2 separate regions of the Homo sapiens genome follow, and region 2 is linked to region 1. A link is an interaction called in ENCODE POLR2A ChIA-PET data of the cell type or tissue named here. Cell type or tissue: GM12878. All regions are shown on one strand. Each heading gives the region's core, and the rest is flanking DNA. Links, peaks and the distances in the headings are about the cores only.

Region 1 (5,706 bases), core at 1,055-5,054:
GCCCCAGTCCAAGCGCGGCCTCGGAACCGAATGGACAAAGACGACGGGGGCTGGAGACGCGTAGGGATGGCTGCGGCAATTACGGCCCTAGGAGGGGGAGCGCACCGCGCATGGGGACCGTGGACAGGCGGGGCCCCCTGATCCAGTCGGAATGAGGCGCGGGGCTCCCGGTTAGCGACTTGCCTATACACAACGCCCCATCTCCTGAGTTCGCTTTCAAGGCCCACCCACTGTTCCACTCATTCAGCGCTGGGCCATTCCACAGGCAGTTCCCCCGAGCCGGCCAGGTTCCACCTTCTGGCTGTTTCAGCTTCCTGAATTTCTTATCCCACCTGCCCGCAACAGCCTTCTGGACCAGCCTGGCGGGACACAAGGCGAGCCCCTGGTACTTAGGAATGTCCACTAGTCAGGGTCTGCACAGTTGCTGCAGCCAGCCAAACACTTTGTTGGGGACGAAGGAGAGGGATCTCTGGTGACTGGGGAGAGCCCAGGTCCAGCTTTTGGGGGCTAGGGAGCTACACTGTGGAGGGAGCCACACCCTGTCCTCTGGGTGACCAGTGAGGACTATACTCACTGTGCACCAACAATGTCAGATATTTCTTTCCTGGACGCCCAGGAAGTTCTCCTCAGACCAGAACTTAGTCCCCGCTTTCCAGCAGCTGCTCAAAATATATAGTCTCTTGGCCAGGCACGGTGGCTCATGTCTGTAATACCAGCATTTTTGGGAGGACAAGGCAGGAGGATGGCTTGGCCAGGAGTTCCAGACCAGCCTGAGCAAGACAGTGAGACCTTATCTCTACAGAAAAAAAAAAAAAAAAAAAAAAGCTAGGCCTGGTGGTGCATGCCTGTAGTCCTAGCTACTCAAGAAGCTGAGATAGGAGGATCATTTGAGCCCAGGGGTTTGCAGCTGTAGTGAGCTGTGTTCATGCCACTGTACTCCAGCCTGGGTGACAGAGGAAGACCCTGTCTCTATAAAAAATTATATATAATATTATATATTACATATAATCTTAGCAGGAGGGGTGGCTGAAAGCAGGCCTGGGTAGGTTTTGTAAAGAATGAGTTCACTGGACTCCTCTGCAAAACTCTACCTGTGGAACCCAGAGCCAAGGCCTTGCCACTCCCTCCCCACTGGGTAAGGCACAAGTGGCAAGTGGGCCAAGGATAAGTGGTAGGGGGACACGAGGGTGTCCAGCCTGTTAAAATGGTCACTGCAGATGTCATGCTGGCCTGGGAGCAGTAGAGCTTGGAAAACATCTGCTGCTGCCTGCCTGCCCTGATGGTCCCAGAGATAGGGTGAGGAGTAAATGATTCAGGGCAGGACCCCACAGCTGATCAGCTGATGGCTTGGTTGGGCACAGCAGATTCAATTTTTGCCTTTTTTTTTAAAATATACAGAGTCTTGCTCTGTTGCCCAGGATAGACTGCAGTGGTATGATCTCAGCTCACTGCAACCTCCACCTCCCGGGTTCAAGCAATTCTGTGCTTCAGCCTCCCGAGTAGCTGGGACTACAGGCTCGCACCACACGCCTGGCTAATTTTTTGTATTTTTAGTACAGATGGGGTTTTGCCATGTTGGCCAGGCTCGTCTCGAACTCCTGGCTTCACGTGATCCGCCTGCCTCGGCCTCCCAAAGTGCTGGGATTACAGGTGTGAGCCACCACGCCCAGTCTAGCAGATTCAATTTTTAACAATCTTCCTTCTCTGTCCCACCTTGGAGCCCTCCTGATTTTGTCTGTTTATCTGGTAGGGCCTGCTGTGCTCCTTGCGGATGTGACCAAAGCTCTGAAGCACAGGGTCCCCGCCTGATCTTCCCTTGCCTCTCAAATGTGGCACCCTCCTTCAGCTTGTATATCTGGGCTTCATGTTCTGAGGCAGGAAACTGGATATTGCTGAGGTACAGCCACTCAGCTGGGACCACAGAAGGCAGAAGAGGAGAGTTAGAAACAGGAGAGGACATAAAGTGGGCACCTTCTCATCAAGGACTGGCGCCTAGCCTGGGAGGCCTCCTTCCTGCTGAATATAATCACAATAACACAATAATAACAGTAGCTCCCAATTCTTGCCCATTTACTATATGTCTCTGCCAGGCATGCTGCAAGTGAGTTATATCCATCATTTCATTTAATCCTTTCAGCAATCTGTGAGGTATGTGCTGTGATGATGTTCATTTATACACATGGTGCTGGTAGAAGTTAAATTACCCAGACCACACTGCCAGAAACAGCTAGGATTCCGGCACAGGCCTTCTGACTTCAGATGCCTCTCAGATGCTTTCCTGGCCTTGCAGGGGTTTTTCTCTGTGGTGCTTCAATGCCCCATGGAGCACGACCTCTCTGATGACCTCAAGACAAAACTCTGCAAAAGAACCCCAGCAGGGTATCAGGCTGGAGGAGTGTGTGTCGGGGGGGGGGGGGGGGCGGGTGTGCATGTGTAGAGGGTGATTAGGTGCATTCTGGATAAATCAGAGTGCCAAGAGGGACTCCCCCAAACTTCCAAGGTCCTTTCAGGGTTGGACAGCCAGGAGAAGGTGGCTTCCTCAAGAAAAGAGGTACTGCTGGAGCCTGTCCGCCCTGGCTCCTTTCAGATCTGTGGGTAAAAGGCAGCCAGTGGCTGAGCTGGGAGTTCAAGAGGAGCACAGGAGCATGCAGGCCTACAAGTCTGTCTCCTTCCTGTCTGCTGATGAGAGCAGCTTGATGAGAGTACAGCTCCTCCCTGGGGATCTCAGAGTCTGATGGAAGTGACATAGTTTATAACTAGGGGCACAAGGACCATGCCTGTTTCTCATAGGGGACCCAGCACCAGGGCAGTGCCAGATACACAACGGGAGCACAATACATATTTGTGGATGGACAATGCTCATTTTTATTTTTCTTATGCCTCAGTTTCCCCGGCGATGGTGTCCTGGACTGAAGAGACTGACTGGAGTGCATGTTACTGCCGACAAAGTTTCAGAACACCGGCCAGCGCAAGACCACCGACATCAGACTGAGATACAACGGCAGCGATCCTGGATTTGCAGGGCCAGGATAAACAAGGGACTGTAGAGACCATTTTGTCCCATTCATTAATTTTTAGGCAGAACACAGATCTAGAGAGAATAGATGACTTGCCCCAAGCTACCCCGCGAAGGAGGAGGAGGGCCACGGATAAATAGTGTGCTTCGAGAATCTTAACTCTTCGGGGTCAACCTCTCCTTCTACGCCAAGGAAACAGGATCTTCCTGCAACCCCCCGAGACAACCACCGAACAGTCACCCAACTTAGCACTAGGGCCCAGACGTTCCGTCGATCGAATGTACCACGCTCGATTTCTAGGTCTTTAGCACAACGCAGGATAAGTCGATTGGTCGTCCCTGCCGGTCGCTGCTGAGCGCTGATTGGCTCCGGCTTGGGAAGCGGCAGAAAAGGCCGGCGTGTGGGGCGGGCCTGGGGAAGGGACTCCCGCGGCCCTAAGGTGCTGGCGGGCGTTTGGCGTTGCAGCTGTGTGGGCGCTGGTGCGTGCGAGTAGCGCTCGAAGAAACCCAAAGGCGTCGTGGGGCTGCCGTGTGCCCCAGAGAGCACTGCAGGCCGGGTAGGGGCTAAGGCTCCCCGCAGTCTTCTGTGTGTCGTCCAGTACGCAGTTGAAATCGTTCTCCAACCTGGCCAGTCCTCCGAGGCCCTTCTCAGGCGACCAGACTCTGTTAACAGAGTCCATTGCTAAAACTCCTCGTTAGTATTTACCACTCCTCCAGTCTGTGTTTTGAAGCAGTGGTTTTCAACCACTGCCCGTTTTCAGAAGAAATCATCTCAAGCGTCCGTGTGCTGCTAGAAGCCGGGCCGGGAGGTCTTGGTGCCGGACTCCACCCTGCAGCCCTTCCCTTTCGCCACCGCCCTGTGCTTAGAGAAACCTTAGAGTGGAGCAATGAGTCGCCCTTGACTGAGTAACTCTTCGGGGTCAACTTCTCCTTCCACGCCAAGGAAAGGATTCCAGGGCGATGTTTCTGGAAATAGAGATCTGACCAAGCCACTGCTCTGGTGAAAATTCAGTGGGTCCCTAGCACCTAGTGCAGCGGCTCCTAGCCTGAGTATTGCCGTCTTTCGGTGGGGAGGGGTTGGGTTTTTTTGTAGCATCTGTTGATCTGATCTCCAACATCCTCCACGTCAATTCCCACTCCACCCACATCCCTTATCCTATACGTAAGCTTTCCAGCCACGGTGCTGGCTTGGGTGGGGGTGCGTGCGGTGCTGACACCAAAATGGAGGTCCCGTGTTTCTGAGAGTCTCTTTCAGAGCAATGCAAACCTGAAACTACTCCTGCCAAGAAACGATTGCAGCTCTTCCCGGAAAAGTTAAAGCCTTTGAGAAACAAAGCTGAGGTGGGTAACTTAATTAAAAAAATACAGAGAGGAGTTTCAAGTAGACTAAGTGGGAAGAAAAGGAAAGAGTCTTGGGTGGGGCAGGGATTCAGGGCACCAGCTTCCTTATCGCTGAGCCTGGGGGGTGGGGGAGGAGGGGGCATGTGTTGTCACGGGAGGCATTGATAGAGCAACCTCCTTCAGGGAAAGAAAAATGGAGATAGGAAGCAGAGTGAGGAAAGGCCACAGTGGAGTCTGAGGGCTTCGGGGTGGACTTCTGGCAGGAGCCTTCTCCAGCCATGGCTTTAGGGCTGATATGGTTAGGTGCTTTGTGTCCCCACCCAAGTCTCATCTTAAATTGTAATCCCCATAATCCCCACGTGTCAAAGGAGAGACCTGGTGGAGGTAATTGAATCGTAGGGGTGGTTTCCACCATGCCGTTCTCATGATAGTGTGTGAGTTCTCAGGAAATCAGATGGTTTTATAAGGGGCTCTTCCCCCATCACTCCACACTTCTTTCTGCTGCTTTGTGAAAGAGGTGCCTTGCTTCCACTTCTGCCGTGATTGTAAGTTTCCTGAGACCTCCCTAGTCATGCAGAATTGTGAGTTAATTAAACCTCTTTCCTTTCTAACTTACCCAGTCTTGGGTAGTTTTTTGGTTTTGTTTTGTTTTGAGATGGAGTCTCACTCTGTCACCTAGGCTGGAGTGCAGTGGCGTGATCTCGGCTCACTGCAACCCCCACCTCCCAGGTTCAAGCGATTGTCCTGACACAGTCTCCTAAGTAGCTGGGATTACAGGCACACACCACCACGCCCAGCTAATTTTTGTATTTTTAGTAGAGACGGAGTTTCACCATGTTGGCCAGGCTGGTCTCCAACTCCTGACCTCAAGTGATCTGCCCACCTCGGCCACCAAAAGTGCTGGGATTACACATGTGAGCCACCGTGCCCGGCCTTTTTGTTTTGTTTTGTTTTTGAGACAGAGTCTCACTCTGTCACCCAGGCTGGAGTGCAGTGGTGTGATCTGGCTTACTGCAACCCGCACCTCCTGGGTTGAAGTGATTTTCCTGCCTCAGGCGCCCACCACCACGCCTGGCCATGGGCAGCTCTTTATAGCAGTATGAAAACAGGGTCCCTCTCGGTTGTCCTGTCTGGACTGTCAGTTCACCTGAGCTAGACTCAGGCAGGGGGCTTCCTTTGGCTTTGCTCACCTTGCTGCTGTGGGTCCACTTCAATAAGATGACAACAAAGCAGAGCTCACCTGAGGACATGCAAGAGCCCTCGTTTATGGAGCTTGCAGACTTCACAAGACTCCTAAGAATTGTTGAACGATCGCTGGTTACGGCTTCTTGAGATGGATTACTTGCTTG
Region 2 (5,706 bases), core at 718-4,717, 280 kb before region 1:
ATAGCGGCTTCAAGTAGGGGTAGCCCGGAGGCCCGGAGCTTTGGAGGAGCACCCTTTGAGTCCAGAAACTTTTTAACTTGTCCTCTATGCCAGCATGTTCAGCAAACGTCTTGTTGTTATTGTTGTCGTTGTTGTTGTTGTAAGGGGAGGAATAAACCTTCCACTTATCCGCCTCCAAGATGGAAGGTCTGTTTTCTGATCATTAATTCCAGATTATTTTGCGAGTATTAAGAAGGATAATTATATTGGCAAGAGCAAGGGGAAAGGAACCTTTACATACGTTCCTACTGGCAGTGAGATTGGTAAACAATGTATTTTAAAGTGTTTAAATGTGCATGCTCTGTGACTCACCAATTCTACTTATAGGAGGAATTAGTCCTAAGGAGAGAAGATGATGAGGACTGTTACAATAGTGACAATTTGGAAACAATTGCAGTGTCACTAATAGAATACATAAATCATGGTATATTCATAAAAACATGAAATATGTCACTATATATCTATTGACATGGAAAACAGGAACTAAAAGGTATGATTCCATTTTTGTACATATATATTTATATATGCATAGAAAAAAGTCTTGAAGGATACACTTCAAAATATCAAAGGTAATTTTTCACTTTCTTCACATATTATCTGTATTTTTAACAATAACAATTATGCTTTACTTTTACAGTCAGGAAAGAGGTTTTTTTGTTTGTTTGTTTGTTGTTTGTTTTTGAGACGGAGTTTTGCTCTTATTGCCCAGGCTGGAGCAATGGCGTGATCTCGGCTCACTGCAACTTCCGCCTCTCGGGTTCAAGCCATTCTCCTGCCTCAGCCTCCCGAGTAGCTGGGATTACAGGCTTGTGCCACCGCGTCTGGCTAATTTTGTATTTTTAGTAAAGACGGGGTTTCTCCATGTTGGTCACGCTGGTGTCTAACTCCCGACTTCAGGTGATCTGCTTGCCTCAGCCTCCCAAAGTGCTAGGATTACAGGCGTGAGCCACCGCGTCCGGCCAGGAAAGAGTCTTTTTTAAAAATCTACTCATAAGGATTAAATAACATCATTAAAAACATTATATAATGCTAAGTTTTAAAACAACATAATTCTGCCGGGTGCGGTGGCTCACACCTATAATCGCAGCAGTTTGAGAGGCCGAGGTGGGTGGGTCACCTGAGATCAGGAGTTTGAGACCAGCCTGGCCAACATGGCAAAACCCTCTACTAAAACTCTCTACTATTTTTAGTCTCTACTAAAAATACAAAATAAAATAAAGTAAAACAAAATAAATAAAATAAAACAAAACAAATAAAATAAAATAAAATAAAATAAACAAAATAAATAAAATAAAAATAAAAATACTAAAAATACAAAAATTAGCCAGGCGCGGTGGTGCATGCCTGTAATCCCAGCTACTCAGGAGGCTGAGGCAGGAGAATCGCTTGAACTCGGGAGGCAGAGGTTGCAGTGAGCCAAGACCATGCCCCTGCACTCCAGCTAGAGCAACAGAGCAAGACTCCGACTCAAATAATAATAATAAAATAATAATAATAATAATAATAATAATAATAATAATAATAATAATTTTTTTTAACCTTGAGTTGCAGGTTTGTTATATAGATAAACCTGTGTCATGGGGGTTTGTTGCACAGAATTTTTTTTTTTTTTTTGAGATGGTGTCTCGCTGTGTCACCCAGGCTGGAATGCAGTGGCGCCATCTCTGCTCACTGCAAGCTCCGCCTCCCGGGTTCACGCCATTCTCTTGCCTCAGCCTCCCGAGTAGCTGGGACTACAGGCCCCTGCCACCACGCCCGGCTAATTTTTTTGTATTTCTAGTAGAGACGGGGTTTCACTGTGTTAGCCAGGATGGCCTCCATCTCCTGACCTCGTGATCCACCTCAGCCTCCCAAAGTGCTGGGATTACAGGCATGAGCCACCGTGCCCAGCCTGTTGCACAGATTATTTTGTTACCCAGGTATTAAGCCTAGTACCCATTAGTTATTTTTCCTGATCCTCTCACTTCTCCCACCCTCCACTCTCTGGTAGGCCCCAGTGTGTGTTGTTCCCCTCTACGTGTTCATGTGTTCTCATCATTTAGCTCCTACTTATAAGTGAGAACATGCGGTATTTGGTTTTCTGTTCCTATGTTAGTTTTCTAAGGATAATGGCCTTCAGCTCCATCAATGTTCCTGCAAGGGACATGATCTCGTTCTTTTTTATGGCTGTATAGTATTCCATGATGGATATTACCACATTTTCTTTATTCAGTCTACCATTGATGGGCATTTAGGTTGATTCCATGTCTTTGCTATTGTGAATAGTGCTGTAATAAATATACGAGTGCATGTGTCTTTATGGTAGAATGATTTATATTCCTTTGGGTATATATCCAGTAACAGGATTGCTGGGTTGAATGGTAGTTCTGTTTTTAGCTCTTTGAGGATTCACCACACTACTTTCCGCTATGGTTGAACTAATTTACACTCCTACCAACAGTGTAGAAGTGTTTCTTTTTCTCTGCAACCTTGCCAGCATTTGTTATTTTTTGACTTTTTAATCATCATCATTCTGACTGGTGTGAGGTGGTATCTCACTGTGGTTTTGATTTGCATTTCTTTAATGACCAGTGATGTTGAGCTTTTTTTCATATGCTTATTGGTTGCATGTATATTTTCTTTTGAAAAGTGTCTGTTCATGTCCTTTGATGGCTTTTTAATGGGGTTGTTTGTTTTTATTCTTGTAAATGTATTTAAGTTCCTTTCAGATGCTGGATATTAGACCTTTGTAGGATGCATAGTTTGCAAAATTTTTCTCCCATTTTGTAGGTTGTCTGTTTACTCTATTGATAATTTATTTTGCTGTGCAGAAGCTCTTTAGTTTAATTAGATCCCATTAGTCACTTTTTGCTTTTGTTGAAACTGCTTTTGGTGACAGAACACAATTCTGAGAAGATGCAGTAGAATACAAAAAAGGAAAAGTTAATAGTAAAAAAAAAAAAAAAAAAAACAGAGGCCAGGCACGGTGGCTCACACCTGTAATCCCAGCACTTTGGGAGGCCAAAGCGGGTGGATTGCCTGAGGTCAGGAGTTTGAGACTAGCCTGGCCAAGATGGTGAAATGCTGTCTCTACTAAAAATACAAAAATTAGCCAGGCGAGGGGTCTCACGCCTGTAATCCCAGCACTTTGGGAGGCTGAGGCAGGCAGATCACCTGAGGTCGGGAGTTTGAGACCAGCCTGACTGACATGGAGAAACCCCGTCTCTACTAAAAATACAAAATTAGCTGGGCGTGGTAGCACATGCCTATAATCCCAGCTACTAGGGAGGCTGAGGCAGGAGAATCGCTTGAACCTGGGAGGCAGAGGTTGTGGTGAGCCGAGATCGTGCCATTGCACTCCAGCCTGGGTAACAAGAGTGAAACTCCGTCTCAAAAAAAAAAAAAAAAAGATTAGCCGGACGTGGTGGTGGACGCCTGTAGCCCCAGCTACTCAGGAGGCTGAGGCAGGAGAATCGCTTGAACCCAGGAGGCAGAGGTTGCAGTGAGCTTCGATTGTGCCACTGCCCTCCAGCCTGGGCGACACAGCAAGACTCTGTCTCAAAATAAAAATAAAAATAAAAATAAATAAATACATAAAAATTTTAAAAATCAGGCTGGGCACAATGGCTCAAGCCTGTAATCCCAGCACACTTTGGGAGGCTGAGGCAGGCGGATCACTTGAGGTCAGGAGTTCGAGACCAGCCTGGCCAACATGGCGAAATCCTGTCTTTACTAAAAATACAAAAATTAGCTGGGTGTGGTGGCAGGCACCTGTAATCCCAGCTACTCAGGAGGCTGAGGCAGGAGAAACGCTTGAACCTGGGAGGCAGATGTTGTAGTGAGCCGAGATCATGGCACTGCACTCCAGCCTGGGCGACAAGAGCGAGACTCTGTCACAAAAAAAAAAAAAAAAATTAAAAATCAGCTGGGCATGTGGCTTATGCTTGTATTCTCAGCACTTTGGGAGGCCAAGGCAAGAGGATCTTTTGAGCCTAGGAGTTAGAGACCAGCATGGGCAACATAGAGAGACTCCCCACCAAAAATACAGAACATAAAAGGGTATGTATGCTACACTTCATAAGTGGACACAAATATGGATCAAGACTGGAAGAAAATACAGTTAAAATAAAAAGAAAGAAAGAAAGAAATTTGCTGGGCACAGTGGTTCACACCTGTAATCCCAGCACTTTGGGAGGCTGAGGTGGGTGGATCACCTGAGGTCAGGAGTTCGAGACCAGCCTGGCCAACACGGTTAAAACCAGTCTCTACTAAAAATATAAAAATTAACTGGGTGTGGTGGTGCATACCTGTAATCCCAGCTATTTAGGAGGCTGAGGCAGGAGAATGGCTTGAACCCAAGAGGGGGAGGTTGCAGTGAGCCGAGATCACACCACTGTACTCCAACCTGCGTGACAGATTGAGACTCTGTCTCAAAAAAAAAAAAAAAGGAATTGGATATATACATACATATATAAATACATGAATATATGTGTGTGTGTGCATGTGTGTGTATATATATCCCCAGTTCAATTCAGAAGGAGGAAATAACTGTTAGTACCTCAAAGCTTAGCTGTCCCTTCCTGTTCCCTAATCCCAAACTACCATTTTCCCTGCCAGAGCTTTCAGCAAGCCCTAGGCTTTGGATGACTGCCCTATTCTCATAATGGTTTTATTATCAACCATGGGGAGTAGCCTGAAGAGACAATTGAACCTAACAGCAGCCAGGAATAATGGCTCAACATTAACTAAGACAAAACAAAAATCCATTGCCTTTGGGAGCATTCTTCAAAATTCCATTGGTCGGCATAAAATGACTCTATAGGGCAAATCAAGTCATTCAACAAAGTCATCCCTCCACCACATTTTTTTTAATCCAAATATGTGCCATATACTTTAGGCATCTGGCAGGTGAGGGGGTTGTGGGTTGTTAATTTGCCCACCCCCCTCTTTATGCAGGTTGGCATGCTCTTTGATGGCATACGCCTGTTTCATAATCATCATGCTTTACCTCCATCCCCTAGTATATGTGATGGAACTCACGAAATTCTTGTTGTATGTCCTGAATTAAGCATACATAGAAAATAACTCTTAGCATCTACTGCTTACGCTTTCCCTCATAGATATGAAATCTGCCCATCTCTCTTTCTGGGTTGACCAGTGATGTAGAATCCTTGTATTACCCTAAAGAACTCTCCTCTATCCTCTTTTCTTTGTAAGAAACCCAAGAGTAAGCCAGGCGCAGTGGGTCACACCTGTAATCCCAGCACTTTGGGAGGCCGACGCGGGCAGATCATGAGGTCAAGAGATCGAGACCATTCTGGCCAACATGCTGAAACCCTGTCTCTACTAAAAATACAAAAATTAGCTGGGCGTGGTGGCACGTGCCTGTAGTCATAGCTACTCAGGAGGCTGAGGCAGGAGAATTGCTTGAACCTGGGAGGCAGAGGTTGCAGTGAGCCGAGATCATGCCACTGCACTCCAGCCTGGGCAACAGAGTGAGACTCAATCTCAAAAAAACAAACAAATAAACAAAAAAAACACCACCAAGCATATCTTAAAATTACCAAAAGAGGATTTTTGTTCTTGCTCCAAATTATCCAATTAGAATTGTATAAAGACTCCAAGAAAAGGAAGGCCATTGAAATCCCTGTCATAGCTGGAGTGCTGGGTCTGAAGAGCATGCCAGCA

Evidence for each region. Peaks named below come from ENCODE experiments on the same cell type or tissue, not always from the same donor. Only the 100,000 strongest peaks of a DNase experiment are listed, where the experiment ranks them.
Region 2: POLR2A ChIA-PET joins it to region 1 with 5 read pairs; 4 of 35 experiments call an interaction of 5 or more read pairs at or near these places.

What each region holds. Positions count from the first base shown.
Region 1 is chr17:60,133,407-60,139,112 of GRCh38, reverse strand. LOC100996660 (a long non-coding RNA gene) reads left to right here and starts at 3,469. Exons shown (of 3, transcript NR_187530.1): 1 at 3,469-4,357. RefSeq lists enhancers at 1-57, 3,528-3,627, 3,738-3,797. In GM12878, for the core only: no CTCF peak of the experiment used is centred there; a DNase peak (open chromatin) is centred at 3,352; H3K4me3 peaks cover 1,443 bases; H3K27ac peaks cover 307 bases; H3K27me3 peaks cover 404 bases.
Region 2 is chr17:60,415,680-60,421,385 of GRCh38, reverse strand. LOC105371850 (a long non-coding RNA gene) reads left to right here and starts at 3,981. Exons shown (of 3, transcript XR_934893.3): 1 at 3,981-4,077. It also overlaps a transcript of USP32 not described here and a transcript of CHCT1 not described here. RefSeq lists a silencer at 1-70. In GM12878, for the core only: no CTCF peak of the experiment used is centred there; no DNase peak of the experiment used is centred there.